Regions from separate parts of the Mus musculus genome. Here region 1 is linked to region 2. Evidence: chromatin loops called from intact Hi-C (ENCODE). Cell type or tissue: heart. All regions are shown on one strand. Region 1 overlaps Nploc4 (NPL4 homolog, ubiquitin recognition factor). Region 2 has its middle 5.1 kb from the start of 0610009L18Rik.

The links. Peaks named below come from ENCODE experiments on the same cell type or tissue, not always from the same donor. Only the 100,000 strongest peaks of a DNase experiment are listed, where the experiment ranks them.
Region 1: a loop joins it to region 2, with 7 times the contacts of the local background. A loop is called at or near these places in 8 of 42 quality-filtered maps.

What each region holds. Positions count from the first base shown.
Region 1 is chr11:120,422,539-120,425,038 of GRCm38, forward strand. The region is part of intron 3 of Nploc4 (NPL4 homolog, ubiquitin recognition factor); the gene reads right to left. Among named protein-coding and RNA genes, the nearest start is that of Nploc4, 14 kb to the right of the region's middle. In heart, a CTCF peak has its summit at 1,275 (motif pointing left); no DNase peak of the experiment used is centred here; H3K27ac peaks cover 890 bases.
Region 2 is chr11:120,352,494-120,354,993 of GRCm38, forward strand. No RefSeq gene overlaps it. Among named protein-coding and RNA genes, the nearest start is that of 0610009L18Rik, 5.1 kb to the left of the region's middle. In heart, a CTCF peak has its summit at 1,179; DNase peaks (open chromatin) are centred at 268, 618, 1,328 and 1,968; H3K4me3 peaks cover 931 bases; H3K27ac peaks cover 2,478 bases.

The DNA of each region.
Region 1 (2,500 bases), 70 kb after region 2:
TTACTGGGTGTTAGGATTACAGATGTGTGCTACCCCCCCCCCCCCCAGGGACAGAGGGTCACCACACTACAGGGTTGGGCAAGTCTGCTGGTTTCTGCCACTGTGAAGCACACACCTCAAGCACATGCCAACACTTTCTTTCCCTCTGACAGGGCAGACTCCCAGACACAGCTTCCTGCTCCAAGACTGCTGAAGGCCTGCTTTCCAAAAGAGCTGCCACAATTCTACTTGCTCTGCTCCAACTTGACATGACTTGTGGCTAAAGAACCGTTTTCTCTCTGAAGCTATTCACAGAACCATCGTGGGTCATGCCTGACCAGAGGTGTCTCGTGGCACTAAATCAGCTCCAGCCTTTGAAGACGGGAGGTGACAGATCATTTCGCAAACTTTCAGCTGCTGTCAACAGGACACACAAGAAAGAAACTGAGAGAACAACTGGTCCAGTGCTGAACAGCAAACCGAAGAAGAACAATGTCTGCAAGTACAAGTACTGACAGACATGCAGAATCCCAGGAGCGGGGGCTGCAGCTCTCAAGAGCTGCCCTCACCTCCTTATCCCCCATAATTCAGAGGCAATAAAGCTGTCAGACTGTAACCAGAACTTCTGCTTCTAGCACTGGATTAAATATGTCTAAACATCCTCTAACTATAAAATACTTGGCTCAGACACTGGATCGATTTTAGCAAATACACTGTAAAAACACTGCTGAGCTCCAAAGGTAAAAAACACCCAGGCCTTCCAAAGCTCGCAGTGATGTCACTAATAATAGCAGAGGACACGACTGTCCCTCGGCCAAGGCCAGGATCAGGAACTTGAGGCTCATAGACGACAGTGTTTACTGGGCAACAGATGTGTCTTTGAACTCCCTGCTCACATTTGACTGCTGAGCCTGAATCTCCTACATAAACCAAAGGACTAGCCAGACTTGATGGTGCACACCTGTTATCCCAGCACTTGGGAAGGAAAAAAGCAAGCAGTTACAAATTCAAGGTCAGCCTTAGCTAGACGTCAAGTGCAAGGCCAGCTTGGATAATGTGAGAACGTCCTTAAAGAACAAAAAAACCCCACATGACTCAAGGATGTCAGAACAACCAAGAGAATCCAGGAACTCAGAATGGGAACCAAGAAGAAACTGAGTCTACTTCCACCAGATGCTCTGCAGGGCAAAGTCACCTCCAAGACCAGGCACACGCATATGGAGTGAAACCTGGGCTGCTTCTGGGATCTGGAGACCCAAACCAGAAGAGAATGCAGCTCCACAGCACCCCCTGGTGCTCACATAAGCAAATGCCACTAAAGCTTGCATCAAATAGATCCTCTTCGAAGCCACACTTACCCCAATAAAAACCAAAATTACAAGGGAAATAAATTTCCACGAGGAAGAATTGACAGAGTAAGGGCTGAGAGAGAGAGGCAAGTCTATGACTCAAATGCTGGAATTACAACTCATAAACACAAACTCCAGAGAATGGATCAGAAACCTTTCAGGAAAAAGCTAGGAGCCGCCTGGCATTTTGCAGTGCTAGACATCAACAGCCCCTAGGAAAGGGAATCAAATCACGCTTTGGTTAGGCCTAGTGGTTCAGGCCTGTAAAACAGCTACTCAGGAGACAAAAGGCAAGTCCAAAGCTAGCCTGGGCAACACAGAAAGAAGACCGTCTCAAAATAAAAAGTTTAAAAATGAGGAGGAGAGGGGCTGGTGAGATGGCTCAGTGGGTAAGAGCACCCGACTGCTCTTCCGAAGGTCCAGAGTTCAAATCCCAGCAGCCACATGGTGGCTCACAACCATCCGTAACAAGATCTGACTCCCTCTTCTGGAGTGTTTGAAGACAGCTACAGTGTACTTACATATAATAAATAAATAAATCTTTAAAAAAAAAAAAAAAAAAAAAAATGAGGAGGAGAGACCTGGGGATACAGGGTAATGGTAGGAAACCATACTCAGTCTCGTGTTTTGTCCCCTGTCCATCTTAGTCTCTACCTGCCTCTTGTCTGCTGGGGTGAACTGTTCTGCCCCACTGCATGCTCCTGCAATGTCCGCTTTACCACTCCAGAGGCGATGGAGCCAAGTCACTGTGGACTGAAACTAAACCAAAATAATCTTTCCTCCCTCTGTTTCCTCAGGTATTTATTTTGTCCCACTAGTGGAAGAATACTCCACAACACAGGATACTCATACCAGAACACCACAACCCACATAAATCTGTACTTTTTTCAGAGTCTCACACATGCTAGGCACATGTGCACCCACCACTGAGCTGAATCCCCAAGCCCAGTGATTATTACAAACTTTCTGTAGCACATTTATTTATTTATTATTTGTAGTATGTTCATATTGACTTGTTTTACAGGGGTGGCAGTCAGAGGACAGTCTGTGGGGGTCAGTTCTCTCCTCATGTATGCCCCAGAGTGAGCTCAGCTTGTCAGGCTTGATGGCATCACTTTTACTTGCTGAGCCATCCACCATACAAGCCTTTATTTATTTATTTATTTTATTTA
Region 2 (2,500 bases):
ACAGAGAAACCCTGTCTCAAAAAAAAAAAACCCAAAAAATAAATAAATCTTTGAGCCTGAATGCACAGGGCTGACCGGAGCAAGCAGAGGTCCTAAAAATCAATTCCCAACAACCACATGAAGGCTCACAACCATCTGTACAGCTACAGTGTGCTCCTAGACATAAATCTTTAAACAAAGAAGCTCTGTCCTTTATGAAGCTGGATGTGGTGCACATGGCAGGAAGCCAAAGGAAGGGAGAGGGAAGGCTTCTCAGCTCAGGAGGTGGCAGCGGAAGTGAGCAGGGCCTGGACAACCGAGCAAGTGGGGCAGACCCGGTTCCCACTTCCATCGTGATCCTAAAATGCAGGGTTTGGAGCTGTGGAGAGAAAGAATCCCCCAATCCAAGCTCTAGTGATCCCAGATGGGCAAGGAGCAGCTACCCAGGAGGTGGGACAGGGAAATACACAGGTCAGCCAGACCTCCTGCTTTAGCATGGAGTAGCCTACAGAGCTAGTGTGGCTCAGGGCCTGTGTACCACCCTCAGGAAGTGGACACAGCGTCTGACTGGGAGCCAGGTCAGGGCTGGACAAGGGCAGAATGCTGGTGCTCTGGACGGTCTGTACCCTGCCACTGCCCCAGCAGTCATGGAGGTAGGCAGAGGCTAGGCTGGAGTTCTGCGGGTCACTCTGACCCTGCCATTACCCCTCCCGGGGCGGGGCTCGGGGGTCAGGGGAGGAAGGTGTGACCCGGGCGAGCTCAGTGAAAGTGTCTGGACTAAAGGACTAAATCCAGTGTGTGGCCCGCTACAGTAGTGAGTAGACCATTCATCCCCCTTCAAGCCTCTGGCCACCCGCATCCTTGGAGCCCAGTCCGCAGTCCATTTCGCTCATTGGGTCCTCAGCATATGAGGCTGAGAGTTCGGGAAGGCCACCTCAAACTTCAGACAGGAGGAAAGAGCCACCTTCCAGCTCCACCACCACCCACCCCACCACCACCACCACCCCCTTGAGTCCAAATCCTGGGGCGGAGCAGGAGAACGCTGGGCCGGTACTATGCGCGCAGCTGTCCCAGGTGGTTGGATGCTGGGGCAGTGACCTTGGGGTTCGAGCCTGGGTACAGGGCCCAGCAGATGGCGCCCCTGGCATGGCCCCTGCGGGAGGCAGGTCAGTGGCGGCCAGTGTCATTCCTATGTGGACCGCCAGGTGGGTCCGGCTACTGCCACTTAGTGAGGGGTGCAGCACACCTGCGGTTCCAAGTCCTCCTCACCCTAAAGGCCAAGAGGGACCAGGAAACTACTAACCAGGCAGGGCTAGGGCGGACCCACCGCTGAGTCATCTCCGATAGGGGAACCCAGGCAGGGCTGCGGCCAAGCGGCGGGTGACCTCAGCTGGTGCTGACGCACGGGGAGGAGGTGGGGTTGGTGCAGCCAGCACCCAGAACAACAGATGAGGAAAGAACAGGTTCACTGCCAGATAGGACCGGCCCAATGGATGTCTGGGAGCAAATACTCAGAGACCCCAAAGTACAGACAACCGTGACCTGGCTTGTCTGTCTACTATTGTGGGAGGTTAGCTCCCAGCTTTCCTGCCTTGCACTTCCTGGGTGTCACTGGGTTATACCATCACGGAGCCACCTAATAACTGTCATTTCTAGGAAAAGGAAAAGGGTGGATACGAGTAGAGAGAAGGTAGGTGCAGGTCACAGAACAGGAAGTGGCTCAGATTCGGGGTTAGTGTCGTCATCCCCCCCACCCCACCCCCTGCCCCATCCCCAAGAGTCAAAAGCTTTATTTTTTTTCCACCTCTTTACCTTTTGTTTTTGACTTATTTATTTTTGTTTTTCGGAACAGGGTTTCTCTGTGTAGCCCTGGCTGTCCTGGAACTCACTCTGTAGACCAGGCTGGCCTCGAACTCAGAAATCCGCCTGCCTCTGCCTCCCCGAGTGCTGGGCTTAAAGGCATGCGCCACCACGCCGGGCTGTTTTTTATTTTTGAGACAAGGTCTTGCTATGCAGTTGCTCTGTAGACCAGGCTGGCTGCAAAGTCATATTAAGCTTTAGGATTAAAGTCAGCACCACCCCTCCTCATTGTCGTGTTTCCAGAGACAGTGTTTCTCTGTGTAGCCCTGGTTGTCCTGGAACCTGCTTAGTAGACCACTAACATCAAACCCAGAGATCTGCCTGCCTCTGCCTCCCCAGTGCTGTGATTACAGGTGTACACCACCACACCTGGCCTGAAATTTTTCATTTTTAAACTTTATTTTGATGTAATGTCAAATATAACTGTTTTTAAATGTGTTGTAACTGACAGATTAGGTTCGTTGTCTCTTGTCATTTCTGAGCCATATACAAGGTGGTCCAGCATGCTGCTCTCGTGCCTTACAACACAGCAGCAAACGTCCTTGACAGTAGCCTGCATAGAGGCTGTACGTCGGGGATGACTTTTGCCCAATAGTATTCTCGAGTGTTTTTTTATAGATATAACCCAGGATCACTGCATTTTATTGCCATCAGCACTCAT